Linked DNA regions of Homo sapiens: region 1 is linked to region 2. Evidence: read pairs that join two places in POLR2A ChIA-PET (ENCODE). Cell type or tissue: MCF 10A. All regions are shown on one strand. Each heading gives the region's core, and the rest is flanking DNA. Links, peaks and the distances in the headings are about the cores only. Region 1 has its middle 35 kb from the start of ZNF397. Region 2 has its middle 21 kb from the start of ZSCAN30.

Region 1 (8,336 bases), core at 228-8,227, 110 kb after region 2:
TTCTCCTGCCTGATTGCCCTGGCCAGAACTTCCAACACTATGTTGAATAGGAGCGGTGAGAGAGGGCATCCCTGTCTTGTGCCAGTTTTCAAAGGGAATGCTTCCAGTTTTTGCCCATTCAGTATGATATTGGCTGTGGGTTTGTCATAGATAGCTCTTATTATTTTGAAACACGTCCCATCAATACCTAATTTATTGAGAGTTTTTAGCATGAAGGGTTGTTGAATTTTGTCAAAGGCTTTTTCTGCATCTATTGAGATAATCATGTGGTTTTTGTCTTTGGCTCTGTTTATATGCTGGATTACATTTATTGATTTGCATATATTGAACCAGCCTTGCATCCCAGGGATGAAGCCCACTTGATCATGGTGGATAAGCTTTTTGATGTGCTGCTGGATTCGGTTTGCCAGTATTTTATTGAGGATTTTTGCATCAATGTTCATCAAGGATATTGGTCTAAAATTCTCTTTTTTGGTTGTGTCTCTGCCCGGCTTTGGTATCAGAATGATGCTGGCCTCATAAAATGAGTTAGGGAGGATTCCCTCTTTTTCTATTGATTGGAATAGTTTCAGAAGGAATGGTACCAGTTCCTCCTTGTACCTCTGGTAGAATTCGGCTGTGAATCCATCTGGTCCTGGACTCTTTTTGGTTGGTAAACTATTGATTATTGCCACAATTTCAGCTCCTGTTATTGGTCTATTCAGAGATTTAACTTCTTCCTGGTTTAGTCTTTGGAGGGTGTATGTGTCGAGGAATGTATCCATTTCTTCTAGATTTTCTAGTTTATTTGTGTAGAGGTGTTTGTAGTATTCTCTGATGGTAGTTTGTATTTCTGTGGGATCAGTGGTGATATCCCCTTTATCATTTTTTATCGTGTCTATTTGATTCTTCTCTCTTTTTTTCTTTATTAGTCTTGCTAGTGGTCTATCAATTTTGTTGATCCTTTCAAAAAACCAGCTCCTGGATTCATTGATTTTTTGAAGGGTTTTTTGTGTCTCTATTTCCTTCAGTTCTGCTCTGATTTTAGTTATTTCTTGCCTTCTGCTAGCTTTTGAATGTGTTTGCTCTTGCTTTTCTAGTTCTTTTAATTGTGATGTTAGGGTGTCAATTTTGGATCTTTCCTGCTTTCTCTTGTGGGCATTTAGTGCTATAAATTTCCCTCTACACACTGCTTTGAATGCGTCCCAGAGATTCTGGTATGTTGTGTCTTTGTTCTCGTTGGTTTCAAAGAACATCTTTATTTCTGCCTTCATTTCGTTATGTACCCAGTAGTCATTCAGGAGCAGGTTGTTCAGTTTCCATGTAGTTGAGTGGCTTTGAGTGAGATTCTTAATCCTGAGTTCTAGTTTGATTGCACTGTGGTCTGAGAGATAGTTTGTTATAATTTCTGTTGTTTTACATTTGCTGAGGAGAGTTTTACTTCCAACTATGTGGTCAATTTTGGAATAGGTGTGGTGTGGTGGTGAAAAAAATGTATATTCTGTTGATTTGGGGTGGAGAGTTCTGTAGATGTCTATTAGGTCTGCTTGGTGCAGAGCTGAGTTCAATTCCTGGGTATCCTTGTTGACTTTCTGTCTCGTTGATCTGTCTAATGTTGACAGTGGGGTGTTAAAGTCTCCCATTATTAATGTGTGGGAGTCTAAGTCTCTTTGTAGGTCATTCAGGACTTGCTTTATGAATCTGGGTGCTCCTGTATTGGGTGCATATATATTTAGGATAGTTAGCTCCTCTTGTTGAATTGATCCCTTTACCATTATGTAATGGCCTTCTTTGTCTCTTTTGATCTTTGTTGGTTTAAAGTCTGTTTTATCAGAGACTAGGATTGCAACCCCTGCCTTTTTTTGTTTTCCATTTGCTTGGTAGATCTTCCTCCATCCTTTTATTTTGAGCCTATGTGTGTCTCTGCACGTGAGATGGGTTTCCTGAATACAGCACACTGATGGGTCTTGACTCTTTATCCAACTTGCCAGTCTGTGTTTTTTAATTGGAGAATTTAGTCCATTGACATTTAAAGTTAATATTGTTATGTGTGAATTTGATCCTGTCATTATGATGTTAGCTGGTGATTTTGCTCGTTAGCTGATGCAGTTTCTTCCTAGCCTCGATGGTCTTTACATTTTGGCATGATTTTGCAGCAGCTGGTACCAGTTGTTCCTTTCCATGTTTAGTGCTTCCTTCAGGAGCTCTTTTAGGGCAGGCCTGGTAGTGACAAAATCTCTCAGCATTTGCTTGTCTGTAAAGTATTTTATTTCTCCTTCACTTATGAAGCTTAGTTTGGCTGGATATGAAATTCTGGGTTGAAAATTCTTTTCTTTAAGAATGTTGAATATTGGCCCCCACTCTCTTCTGGCTTGTAGAGTTTCTGCCGAGAGATCCGCTGTTAGTCTGATGGGCTTCCCTTTGAGGGTAACCCGACCTTTCTCTCTGGCTGCCCTTAACATTTTTTCCTTCATTTCAACTTTGGTGAATCTGACAATTATGTGTCTTGGAGTTGCTCTTCTCGAGGAGTATCTTTGTGGCGTTCTCTGTATTTCCTGAATCTGAACGTTGGCCTGCCTTGCTAGATTGGGGAAGTTCTCCTGGATAATATCCTGCAGAGTGTTTTCCAACTTGGTTCCATTCTCCGCATCACTTTCAGGTACACCAATCAGACGTAGATTTGGTCTTTTCACATAGTCCCATATTTCTTGGAGGCTTTGCTCATTTCTTTTTATTCTTTTTTCTCTAAACTTCCCTTCTCACTTCATTTCATTCATTTCATCTTCCATTGCTGATACCCTTTCTTCCAGTTGATCGCGTCGGCTCCTGAGGCTTCTGCATTCTTCACGTAGTTCTCGAGCCTTGGTTTTCAGCTCCATCAGCTCCTTTAAGCACTTCTCTGTATTGGTTATTCTAGTTATACATTCTTCTAAATTTTTTTGAAAGTTTTCAACTTCTTTGCCTTTGGTTTGAATGTCCTCCCGTAGCTCAGAGTAATTTGATCGTCTGAAGCCTTCTTCTCTCAGCTCGTCAAAATCATTCTCCATCCAGCTTTGTTCCGTTGCTGGTGAGGAACTGCGTTCCTTTGGAGGAGGAGAGGTGCTCTGCGTTTTAGAGTTTCCAGTTTATCTGTTCTGTTTTTTCCCCATCTTTGTGGTTTTATCTACTTTTGGTCTTTGATGATGGTGATGTACAGATGGGTTTTCGGTGTGGATGTCCTTTCTGTTTGTTAGTTTTCCGTCTAACAGACAGGACCCTCAGCTGCAAGTCTGTTGGAATACCCTGCAGTGTGAGGTGTCAGTGTGCCCCTGCTGGGGGGTGCCTCCCAGTTAGGCTGCTCGGGGGTCAGGGGTCAGGGACCCACTTGAGGAGGCAGTCTGCCCGTTCTCAGATCTCCAGCTGCGTGCTGGGAGAACCACTGCTCTCTTCAAAGCTGTCAGACAGGGACATTTAAGTCTGCAGAGGTTACTGCTGTCTTTTTGTTTGTCTGTGCCCTGCCCCCAGAGGTGGAGCCTACAGAGGCAGGCAGGCCTCCTTGAGCTGTGGTGGGCTCCACCCAGTCCAGCTTCCCGGCTGCTTTGTTTACCTAAGCAAGCCTGGGCAATGGCGGGCACCCCTCCCCCAGCCTCGCTGCCGCCTTGCAGTTTGATCTCAGACTGCTGTGCTAGCAATCAGCGAGATTCCGTGGGCGTAGGACCCTCTGAGCCAGGTGTGGGATATAGTCTCGTGGTGCGCCGTTTTTTAAGCCGGTCTGAAAAGCGCAATATTCTGGTGGGAGTGACCCGATTTTCCAGGTGCGTCCGTCACCCCTTTCTTTGACTCGGAAAGGGAACTCCCTGACCCCTTGCGCTTCCCAGGTGAGGCAATGCCTCGCCCTGCCCCAGCTCGCGCACGGTGCGCGCACCCACTGGCCTGCGCCCACTGTCTGGCACTCCCTAGTGAGATGAACCCAGTACCTCAGATGGAAATGCAGAAATCACCCATCTTCTGCATCGCTCCCGCTGGGAGCTGTAGACCGGAGCTGTTCCTATTCCGCCATCTTGGCTCCTCCCCCAATTTTTACTTTTCTTGTTCTTACTTTTTGATGTTCAAGATACCTTTTATCATTTCTGTTCTGTTTCAAAAACTTTGGCTATTCTTTTAGAGAAGGTTTGCTAACAATAAGTTCTCTTACTTTTCTTTCATCCGAGACTATCTTGATTTCTTGTTCATTCTTGAAGGATATTTTTACTAGATAAGGGGTTTTTTTCTTTCAGCATTTGAAAAATATTGTGCCATTTCCTTCTGGCCTCCATGGTTTCTCATGATAAATCTGCTGTCAATGAAACTGTTTCTTCCACCACCTTCCATTCACCACCCAAAATAGGTAAGATGTTTTCTCCTGTAATTGCTTTCAAGACTTTCTTCTTTATCTTTAGTTTTCAGTTTGACCATTCTGTGTCATGGTGTAGATTTCTTTGTGTTTATTCTGTTTACAGTTTATTTACATTCTTGAATCTGTAGGTTTATGTCTTTTGCCAACTTTGGGAAATTTTTAGGCATACATTTAAAAACTACCTTTTCAGTTCTGCCCTTTTTTCTCTCTCCTTCTCAGACCACCGTTGCATGAATGTTAGATCTTTTGTTATAGTCCCACAAATTCTTAAATTTGCTTCATCTTTTTCTCAGTCTGTTTTTTCTCTGTTGTTCAGATTGGTAAATTGGTCATTTCTATTGCTCTATCTTCAAATTCACTGATTCTTTAATCTGTCTTCTCCATTCTGCTGTTCATTCCATCTGGTAAGTTTTAAAATTTTTGTTATTATATTTTTCAGATCTAAAATTCCCATTTTGTTCTCCTTTATATCTTCTGTTTCTTTGCTGAGACTTGCTTTATTTCATTTGTATTTTTCATTTGTTTCAAGTGGGTTCTTAGCCATTTTTGTGATGGCTGTTTTAAAATTCTCGTCAGATAATTCCAACATTTGTATCATCTTGGTGTCAGTGACTATTGATTATCTTTTCCCATTCAAGTTGAGATTTTCCTGGTTCTTGGTATGTTGAGTGAGTTTTCAATTATATCCAGCACATATTAGGTATTTTTTTATGAGACTACTCTGGATCCTATTTAAATCTTGTATTTTCAGCAGGCCTCCTATGAATCCACACTGGTGGGGCAAGAGTAGTACCACCTTGTTACTGCCATATTGGAGTTGGAGTCCAGGTTCCTCACTTGGCATTTGTTGACACCCAGGATGGAGAGGCTGCCTTGTTACTGCTGGATAGAGATGGGAGTTCAGTCTTCTTGCTAGACCTCTGCTGACACCACGCTGGCTGGGACAGGGAAGGGCATCTTGTTACTGTTCTCCAGGTGGCCTCCACTGATGCTGTATTGTTGGGGGTGTCATCAACTCTGGGTGCTGGTGAAAGTCCAGGCTTTTCATTCAGCCTTCTCTGAAACTACCTGAGTAGAGAGAAGAGTACCTTGTTACTGTCAAGCAGGGATGAAAGTCCCAGCTCCCCACTTGTTCTTCTCTGACACAGGCTTGGCAGAGGGAGTGATACCTTATTACAGCTGGATGCAGATGGAAGTGTAGGCTTCCCATTTGCCCTTTGGCCTTTGCTAATGGAGCTTGGTGGGGTTCACATTTTTTTTTCATGGTGTTTGGTTGGAGTTGAGAGTTATTGTCCAAAAAAGTTTTCTCTCCTTCTAGGCTGCTTCTTCTAGGTCTTTTGGCTAGAGAGTGCTTGCTTTTCTTGAGAGATTTTGTTTGTTTTTTTCTGGGATGTTTGGTATTTCTAAGCTGCTGGCTTTTCCAGCTCCACGTCTGGAATACGTGAAGAAAAAGAAAACCCAAGAAACTTATCACTGCATCTTTCTTGGATCATGTGGTCCATAGACAGGCTGCTTTTTTTTGTTCTACCTTTCAGAGTCTTTTTATGTGTATTTAATATATAATATCCAGAGATTCTAGCCATACTTAGCAGAAGGAGTGGGGAGGAATCCATCTTGTACTGGACCCAGAAACTAATAGAACAATATTTAGTATTGAATATTATTTGTATTAGAATTTGAAAAACAAAGAGTTGAGGAGCTCTCTAATATATAGTTGATTTTTTTCAAGTATTCGAAAATTCTCACTGGTGGTGTTAAAATCATGTGTCTTGAAGTCACCAGAAAAATGTCAAGAACAAAGTTTAAGATATTGGATGCAAAATGTAGATGCTTTTCTAGGGAATGAAGATGATTTATTTACCAAAAGAAAAAGACAATAGAATACAAACAAAAATACCAGCTGGGTATGCCTAGTGCTTTTTGGAATGATTACTTTCTGGGAGCTGAATAAGATAGCGCTTTGTGAAAGGAAGGGGCCTTAAAATCATTTAGGACTCCTTTCCAAAATTACACGTGCAGGGTTTTAGAGAGACACACACTCATTAGTGTTGATTGGAGTTATGTAACTCATATTACCCAGGGTATTACAGCTCGCTTTGTTAGTGTCTAATCTAGTGCCAGACTCCCCAAAGGCCCAAATCTGGCAAAGACACAGTAAAATGAAATGCAATGCTGTTTCTTAAAAAAAAAAAAAAAGAAATGCAGTCCAAGCTGTTCTCTGTAAGTTTTAAGCTTAGATTTAATCAAGTGCAGCCAAAATTATTCCACCCAGGAGCTATTATCACATTCCTTTTTTTGAAAGCAGCTAAAACCACGGAATTGTTGGCAGTCATATCCAATCCTTTAGGAAAGAAAAATTCTTATAGCCTCACAATTCCTAACTCTAACTTCCTTTTCCTGTTTAACATGTTTGTGAAGTTATTTGGGAAAAAAATGTTTGAGTGTTAATTTGTAAGTCTTCAACTTAGAACTTGCTGTGAATGAAAAGGATATTGACTCTGGGAGAAATAATTTGGAAAATTTTGGTTTTTAAGGGGAATTAATACAGAGAAATATATATATGTGTATGATTAAATATATATTATGTATGTATTATATTATTTCATATATTTATTTTATATATACAGTTAAATATATATTCCTTTTCTAGCTTTATATATGTTCATATATAAATATGTAACACATGTACATATATAAAGCTAGAAAAAGAATACAATATATATTTTATTATATATTATATTATATATTATAATATGTATTATATTCTTTACATTCCCTAGCTTTGTATATATATAAATCTAGAAAACAAAAACAAAAACAAAACCCAAGAGACTATGGCAGTAACTTCAGACTAACTTTAAAAACCACCAGTTTTTATTTATTTAAATACTTTTTGAGCTGCAACCCCTTGAAAAATTCATAGCTGGACTGAGCCATAATTCCTTTTCTACACATTTGTTTCTTCACCTGGTTTTTATAAATGTTTACATGAAAGAGAATATACTTAAAAAGTATATTAAAAAGTATACTTAAAAAGGTGTATATATTCTGCTTATACCTTGTCAGAAATATCTATGACTTTGTTTGGAATTTCTATTATATATGATAGCCACTTGCAATTTAATAAACAGGCATTTTTTTATTTGTATGGACAGTTCGCTCCAGGGAAGACCTTTTGGAGCTGATCATAAATGGTACAGGATGTGCTCATTTTAAACAAAATTAAGAAATACATGAAGGCATGTTTCTGGCCCCTTCTTAAATCTGTACCTTGTTTCTCTCTCCTGAATTCATCCACTTCTATCCTTGGGCCTTATCCCGTGGCCTGATTCTACCTTCATATGGCTGTCAACAAATTTTTGCTAACACTGACTTAAGGTGGGTCTTGAAATGATTTAAGTAAGATATAGTTTTGTGGAATCTTTTTTTTTTTAAACAAGATCACTGGAAGATGAAAAAGCATTTTTTTTTTCCTTCCACTGGGCTTTTTCCGGAGGCCAGAAGTGAAGAGTAAGTTAGCATGCCATCTAAAGGAGTGTGGAGCCCTGGTCTGTGCTTGTTTGATATAAACAGTAAGCTTTTTATGAATTGTGGAAGCCATTTCTGGGAGGAAAAGGGCTCAAACCTGAACAAATCACTGGAGTCCAGCCATACAGCGCTCTCAAGGGAAAAGCTTAAGCTAAAGGCCTTCCCTAGTTGGGCCATCAAACCAAATCAAAGTGTCTGCTCATTAAATTGCAAGTGGCCATCTGTTTGCTTAATCATGTGCTTCTCTTTCCGTCGGGCTGGTTATCACCGTCTGGTCTGGCCCCTTTTACTAATTAGCCTAAGCTTGATCTTTAGGTGAACCACAGTTTAATTTTATCTGGCATGGAATATGGGTTTATTTATTGTTCCATTTGGTTAAATCATTTGAGGGAAAAGAAAAAAGTTACTATTCTATAGTTTACAAGGACTGGTTATTTAGAATCTGGATTAATAT
Region 2 (8,336 bases), core at 40-8,039:
CTGTCATATCCAATAAAATCATTGAAAAATCCAATGTCATGAAGGTTTTCCCCTGTTTTCTTGTAAGAGCTTTATATTTTTAGCTCTCATGTTTAGGTCTTTGATCTTTTTTTTTTTGTTGTTAAATTTTGTATATGGTACAATGTAAGGGTCAAACTTCATTCTTTTGCATGTGAATATGCAGTTTTCCCAATTCTATTTGTTGAGAAAATAGTCCTTTCCTCATTGGATGGTCTTGACACCCTTGTCAAAAATCATTTCATCATATATGGGAGGGTTTATTTCTAGGCTCTCTATTATATTTCATTGGTCTATGTGTATTGACCTGAAGGAAGAAAATGAGGGAAAATTAATGTAAAGAGTATATTTTGGCCAAGGTTGAGGACTGGAATTTGGGAACCACTGGGAAGTGCTTCAGAGAGCAAAGGAGAGTCTTGAGTCTTTTAAAGTAAAAAGAAAAGGATGAATCAAAAGAGAAAGCAATTTACAAAAGTTTCAGGAATTGTCATTGGTTTACAGAAATAACACTGATTAGTGATTAGCTATACATTGTTGAACTACAGGGTATGAGCTATGGTGTCCAGCGTAAGGCATTGTTAGGTTTATGGCTACTTGGTGGTGACAGTCTAGAGTCCCTATAGCAGGTAGGTTAGAAATAGTCAGCTCAAGCGTGGAGTAAAAGGTGACTACTGTCACATTTCAATGTCTATTTGGGCCTGATAATTTAAAGGAAGTTCACATTCCTCAAATTAAAAGTTTCTTGTCTTCCTCAAGTGTCTGTCTTTATGCCAGTACCACACTATTTTGATTACTGTGGCTTTGTACTAAGTTTTTTTTTTTTTTTTTTTTCAAAGACTGGGTCTCACTCTGTTGACCAGGCTGTTCTCAAACTTCCAGGCTCAAGGGATCCTCCTACCTCAGCCTCCTGAGTAGCTTGGACTATAGGTACGCATCACCATGCCTGGCTATAGTAAGTTTTGAAATCAGCAGTGTGAGACCTCCAACTTTATTGCTTCTCAGGATTGTTCTGGCTAATTGAGATCCCTTTACGTTCCATACAAGTTTTAGAATTAGTTTTTCTATTAATGCAAAACTTGTCACTGGAATTTTAATAGGGATTGCACTGAATCTGTAGATTTCTTTGGGTAGACTGAACATAGGGTATCTTCCCAATTATATGTGCCTTCTTTCGCATTTTCCAGCAATGTTTTGTAGTTTTCAGGGAACAAGTCATTCACTTACTTGGTTAAGTTTATTGCTAAGTATTTTAGTCTTTTTGATGGTATTGTAAATGAAATTGTTTTCTTCATTTCCTTTTTAGATTGTAGATTGTCAGTATATAGAAATGTAACTGATTTTTGGGTGTTGATTTTGTATCCTGCAACTTGGCTGAATTCACTTATTAGTTCGTGTGTGTGTGTGTGTGTGTGTGTGTGTGTGTGTGTGATCTTAAGGGTTTTTTGCATATAAGATTATGTCATCTGCAAATAGAGATAATTTTACTTCCTCCTTTCCAATTTGGATGTCTTTTATTTTTTATTTGCCAAACTGATCTGCCTAGGACTTCCAGTATTATGTTGAAGTGGTGAAAGCAGGCATATTGTTTCTCTTAGAGAAAAAGCTTTCAGTCTTTTACCATTATGATGCTCACTGTAGTTTTTTTTTTTTTAAATATGGCCTTTATTATACTGAGGTAGTTTCCTTATACTCCTTGTTTGTTGAGTGTATCATAAAAGCATTGAATTTTGTCAGCTTTTTTGCATCAGTCGAGTTAATCACACTTTTTTCCTTCATTCTGTTACTGTGATGTAGTACATTGATTGATTTTTGTATGTTGAATCATTCTGAATTTCAAAAATAAATCTTACCTGGACATGGTGTATAATTATTTTAAAGCATTGTTGGATTGTGTTTTCTAGAATTTTGTTGAGGATTATTTATAGGGGACATTGGTCTGTAGCTTTCTTGTAGTGTCTTTGTCTGGCGTGGTGTCAGATTAATGCTGGCTTCATAAAATGAATTTGGAATTGTTCCTTCCTTTGTAATATTTTGTAGGAATTTAATAAAAGTTGGTGTTACTTCTTTTTTTGAGACAGTCTCACTCTGTCGCCCAGGCTGGAGTGCAGTGGCGCGATCTCGGCTCACTGTAAGCTCCGCCTCCCAGGTTCACGCCATTCTCCTGCCTCAGCCTCCTGAGTAGCTGGGACTACAGGCGCATGTTGCCACGCCTGGCTAATTTTTTTTTTTTTTTTTTTTTTTTTGTATTTTTAGTAGAGGCGGGGTTTCACCGTGTTAGCCAGGATGGTCTTGATCTCCTGACCTTGTGATCCGCCCGCCTCGGCCTCCCAAAGTGCTGGGATTATAGGCGTGAGCCACCACGCCCAGCCAGTGTTACTTCTTTGATAGAATTCACCAGTGAAGCCACCTGGTCCTGGGCTATTTTTTTGGTAGGTATTTGATTACTGATTTAATCTTACTAGCCATAGTTCTATTCAGATTTTCTACTTTTTCACAATTCATTGGTAGGCTGTGTGTTTCTAGGATCTTGTCTATTTCATCTAGGTTATCCAATTTGTGGTGTACAATTATTCCTAGCAGTTTCTTCTAATCCTTTTTATTTCTGAAATTACAGCAGTAACATGCCCTCTTTTATTTCTAATTTTAGTTAATTTGGGGATTATAGGTTTTTAAAAAGAATACTACAATTTGAAGTGACTTTCTTGTAACATCATACCAAGTGGTACATAATATTCACATAACATCACTCACTGGTGATGTTACCCTTTAGGTGGTGCATCTTAGGCAGGTGAGAAGCCCGTCAGGTGACATTTGGCAGTGGCTGGAGACATTTTTGGCTGACTGTCGTAACTGGGGGAGGGTTGCCACTGGTATCTGGTGGATAGAGGCCAAGGATAGTATCAAATGTCCAATAAGTCCACAGGACGGCTCCCCACAGCAAAAAATTATGTGCCCCAAAATGTCAATAGTGCTAAGGTTGACAAGCCCTGCCTTATGATAGTTTTTGTCAGATTTCTCCACTGTAGTTAGTTTTTCCTTTTCCATACTCTATTCTTTGGAAGTAGGTCAACAGTTCCAGCTTCCTCTGGAGGAGGAATCTAAATATATAATTTGGAATTTTTCCATAAGGAAGAGTTGTCTCTTCTCCCATACCTATGTTATCAGTATGGATGCATGTATGCTTATTTGGCCTTGGGAACTCCTTCAGTTTGTCTCCTATGTTCCTTTGACATGCCCCTATCCTTTTGTTTTTTGAACTCTTACCTACTTTCTGTACTACAAGATGCTCTAGGCTCATCTTGAGTTTTCCCTGCCCTAGCCCTACAACCAGTCATTTCTCAAAGGAGCCCTGGTTCCTTTTATTTGGAGAATGCTATTTAGAAACCAAGATCTAGTTATGCTCATTGATGCTTGGGTGTCATTTCTTCTAGATCCTCTCAAAGAGCTAGGTAGTGTATGTATGCATAACATATGTATAGAGGTATGTTCTATAATTGTTTCTGCGTAATCCACCTGTGTGTGCATAAAATGTATGAATTCATATTGATGTTTCTGATTCTAATGGTTTTGGTAATTTTTGATTGAACATACTGTGCATGAAAAATTGTAGAATCTGGATAGCCATCCTCCAGAGAGGATTCACCCTTTCCTCTTTTCTAGCTGGCAGCCAGATTAGGGCAAGATAACTTAGTTCACTAAAAGGTTGACCTTACTTGACATTGCATTCAGTCTTTTTAAGACTTGGTCAGGTTTTATCCTCTCTTGGGGTGTAGCCATATAATGTTTACATTGAGAATGTGGGGTGTTCACAAGGACACCACCTACTTGGCGCAATTTATACTCTAATTTTTATTCCCTAGCATGAGTCAGCTGAGTTTCATTTAACCTTCCAGCATTCTTTGAATAGATTTCTTGGCCCTTTGCCCTGTCAGTTCAAGAATCAGCAAATGCCTGGAAGAATCAACCGACATAAAGTGTCAGGCCCAATTCTCTGTATTTCCCTTCCACTCTATATTCTTGACAGTTGTTTGAATTTTGCAATTTTGCAACTCACTTCTAAGACCTAGTAAGCAACCAGATTTGGAAAACTGGAGGTCAGGAGTGTAGGTTGATTACCAGTTATTTTATGTGGATGACAAGGTGTTTAGTAGTGTAATTCATAAAGATAGGGAATTCTGGAGGAAGAAATCATGTATGTGTGTGTGTGTGTGTGTGTGTGTGTTAAGTTCATGAATTTCAGTTTACCCGTAGGACACTAAATAGAGAAATGTGTAGTAGGCTCTCAAAATGTATTCTCAGGAGAGATAGCTAAACTTCAGAAATAAATTTGGAGACCACCCTGTTTTTTCTTCTTTGCTTTTTAAATTCTCCAAAGAACAGATAATAAATTTTACCTTTCTCTTACCCACTTCTCAACCTATCAGCATGTCAATGCCTTTTAGCTCCTCTACTTCTGGACCTCATGATTTTATTTCCAGACTTTAAAAATGGGTTTCCTTTCTGTTGTTTCTCTCCCCCTTTTAATCTGAAACTCTTTTTAAAGCAGGAAGATCATTCAAGGACCTTAATGGCTTTTCATTACTTTGAGAATAAAATGCAGAAACATAAAATCTAGTCTAACCACCCCAAGTACTTTTGTTTAGAGATAATTAGCTACAGCCCAGAAAATTAAAGTGTCTGCTTGTTTAGCATCACACTCCTTTTCTTTCCCACTTGATTTTCATTTCCACATTATTCTTACCCTTTGAAATGTATGTTTCAATAAGCATTTTCATAATGCATCGTAACTGTTTGTGTGCTTCTTGAGGGCAGGGGCCCTTCCCTCACCCCTCTTCAACAGGAACCAGTACAATGCCTGACACTGAATATTTATTGAATAAATGATAACCACCATGCTCCACATTTCTTGCACTTCCTTTTGTGCCTTTGTTGATTATTCCCTCCCTGCCTTTATGCCTCTATTCCCATCCTTCAAGGCTCAAACTTCAGGAGTTCCACAAAGCTCTCCCTTTTCTTTCTAATCAGAATTGAACCTTGACTCCTCTGAGTTCTTACAAGCATGTCCTACCTTTATGATTACATTGAGCCATGTGTTTTCTGTACATATTAGTCTCTATCACTATACAATATACACTTCATTGGAAGAGATAGTATATTCTTTTAATGTACTACAAAACCTCCCAAAAGGCCTTGCCTTAGCATTACACTCCTAAGGAATAGAATTTAACAATGTCTGCTAAATTAAAATATTAATTAGACAATTATAGGGGATAATCAAAGGAAACAACTTTGTAGTACTTTTAGTAGCAGAACTTATCAAATTGTTAATACCAGAAAGACAATTTGAATTTTTTATTTTTTCAAACTATTTCTATTTTTCAGTGGAAAACTTTGCATGTATGTTGCCTGTTTTCAGTATGTATGTCAGAAATCAAAAAAGTCTGATAAATGTTGCCACTTGAAAAAAATATCAGAAAGTCTTATTTTTACACAGAATATACTATACAAATTAATGATGTAGGTACTTTAGCTACTGTATAGGAAAAACTTATTGTCTTCTCTATACTCACAACATTTCTGACACCAGATGTGTATGAGGTTTCCCCAAACCAAACAATTCTCCAATTTTCTGTGGACACCCACTAAGTGCCTGTAATTAAATTTTGAAGCTATCTACCTGGAATCAGATCAACATAGATGCTTCAGGTTAAGGGCTCAGTTCTACAACTGACACCAATTGTGTCAGTTTTGGACACCAATCTCATGTCCATGTTTTCACTGGTGCTTCTGACCAACTGGCTATAAATCCAAGGTTCCTACAATCCCCTCTTTGAGTTTCAGCATTAGCTAGAATGACTCATAGAATGTAGGAAAAGTTTATTTACTAGATTCTTGTAAAAGAACACAACTAAGGATCAGCCAGATGAAAGAGATGCATAAGGCAAGGTGTGTGGGAAGAACACTGAGCTTCCATGCCCTCCCTAGGTACACCACCCTCCTAGTACCTCAACAAGTTCAACCTGGAAGCTCTCTGAATCCTGTCCTTCAGTTTTTTATGAAGGCTACATCACGTAGGCATGAATGATTAAATCACTGGCCACTGGTGACTGAATTCAGTCTCCAGCCTCTCTCCTCTCAGAGGTCAAGGTAGGGTGGGGTTGATCTGAAAGTTCCAACCCTCTAATCACATGGTTGGTTCTCGAGGCAACTAGCCCCCATCCTGTGGTTCTGTCTTTCCAAAAGTAATCCCATTAACATAAACTCAGGTGTGGTTAAAGGGGCTTGTCATCCTAATTACTCTTACCACTCAGGAAATTTCAAGGGTCTTAGAAGCTCTGTACCAGGGGATGAAGACCAAATATGTATTTATTATAAATCACAATTTCACAGCTACCACTTTTTGTTCAATCTATAGATGACAAGATAAATGCTGCTAGAAACATCTCTACACTTTGACATATGGAAAATTTTTTTAAAGATCCTGTTTCACATGTTTAGAAGCTGTGATTAAATGGTAGTGAAGAACTTTCAAACCAATAAAGTTTATGGGCTGCATTATTCAAAGCAAAATAAATCTATATTTGCTGTGAACATTGCAAGAACTTGCACAAACTAATGTGCACTAGGAAAACCAAAACTATACCCCCCAAAATTAAAAACAAAAAAAAATTCTGAGAAAAGGGGGCACTGGAATTATGTACTTAGTAAGTTTAATATCAGAAGAGTATAGCATGTTTACACACGTGGAATTTAAAAATAGATATCTAGCATTAGCATAAAGTAAGACTCTAGCTGTCAGGGTTAAGTGTCATATTATTATAAATGCCAATTAGGATATGGAGGGGATTTAAGTTTTCCTTACATTATCAAAAAAATTTGATATGCAATTGGTAATTTAGGCTTTCTTAAGGTTTGAAATTATAACGATAATACATTTCCTTCTGACTTTTGACTGAATACCTCCCACACTGATTTTTACAATATCTGATAAGTTCTGCATTAGATCTCTTACAATAATACAACTCTCTTCCTGTAGGTTATGTCTGAATAAGACTAGAGCTTTTCCAACCTTATAGAAAAGATAGAAATTTGTTTCTATTGTGGTATACTGACATTCAGTAAAAATGTTTTTCACTTTGAAGGTTTTCCCACAACTCGCAGGACTCTTCCTCAGAGTTTTTTTTTCTTTTTTTTTTTTTTTTGAGAGAGTCTCACTCTGTTGCCCAGGCTGGAATGCAGTGGCAGATCTCGGCTCCCTGCAACCCCCACCTCCCAGGTTCAAGTGATTCTCATGCCTCAGCCTCCCGAATAGCTGGGACTACAGGCGCCTGCCACCATGCCCAGCTAATTATTTTTTATTTTTTGGTAGAGACAGGGTTTCACCATGTTGGTCAGGCTGGAGAATTTTTCTTAATTTTAGTAATGTCTGAGCTCTGAGTTAACCTTTCATTACAAAAACTGAATTAATGTTTTCTCCCATGTGGTATTGGTGGTTTTTTTTTTTTTTTAAATAGACAGGGTCTTGCTCTGTTGCCCAGACTGGAGTGCAATGGTGGAATCATAGCTCACTGCAGCCTCAAACTCCTGGGCTCAAATGATGCTTCCACATCTGCCTCCCAAAGTGTTGGGATTACAGGCGTGAGCCACCATACGTATCCGGATCCAGTGTGGTTTTAATGTAGCATAAGAGTTGAACACTGATTAAAACCTTTTTCATACTCATCAATAATCAACAGCATTCATTAGATTTTTTTCTGGTACAGTGTCTCTGGTACTGAATAGAGTTGGTGTACACACTAAAGGTTTTCTCACATTCATCACATTTTGACTGTCTTCTCCACAATGGACTTCCTCATGAATAGTAAGTTCAGAGAGTTGGCTACAACTTCTGCTGCACTGAACACACTGGTAGGGTTTCTCCTCAGCATGGGTTTTCTGGTGTTCAATAAGATCAGTACATGTGCTGAAGGCTTTCCCACATGCATCACACTTATACGGCTTTTCACCAGTGTGTATTTTTTGATGGTTAATGAGATCAGAACGCCGACTAAAGCTTTTGCCACACTCATCACATGGATTTGGTTTCTTCCCAGTGTGGATTCTCTGGTGTAGGGTAAGAGCTGAGCACTGACTGAAAGCCTTCCTGCACTCACTGCATTTATATGGTTTTTCCCCAGTGTGGATTCTCTGGTGTTTAATGAGGTCTGAGATCTGACTGAAACTTTTGCTGCACTGTGTGCACAGATAATAGTTTTTCTCCAGTGTGAATTCTCTGATGAAGAATAAGGTCAGAACTCTGACTGAAGGCTTTCTCACAA

The links. ChIA-PET counts read pairs that join two places held together with the same protein. Peaks named below come from ENCODE experiments on the same cell type or tissue, not always from the same donor. Only the 100,000 strongest peaks of a DNase experiment are listed, where the experiment ranks them.
Region 1: POLR2A ChIA-PET joins it to region 2 with 5 read pairs; 2 of 35 experiments call an interaction of 5 or more read pairs at or near these places.

The regions. Positions count from the first base shown.
Region 1 is chr18:35,201,477-35,209,812 of GRCh38, reverse strand. No RefSeq gene overlaps it. Among named protein-coding and RNA genes, the nearest start is that of ZNF397, 35 kb to the left of the region's middle. RefSeq lists enhancers at 3,114-3,726, 3,727-4,340. In MCF 10A, for the core only: no CTCF peak of the experiment used is centred there; no DNase peak of the experiment used is centred there.
Region 2 is chr18:35,307,301-35,315,636 of GRCh38, reverse strand. It overlaps the pseudogene ZNF271P. Among named protein-coding and RNA genes, the nearest start is that of ZSCAN30, 21 kb to the right of the region's middle. In MCF 10A, for the core only: no CTCF peak of the experiment used is centred there; a DNase peak (open chromatin) is centred at 3,936.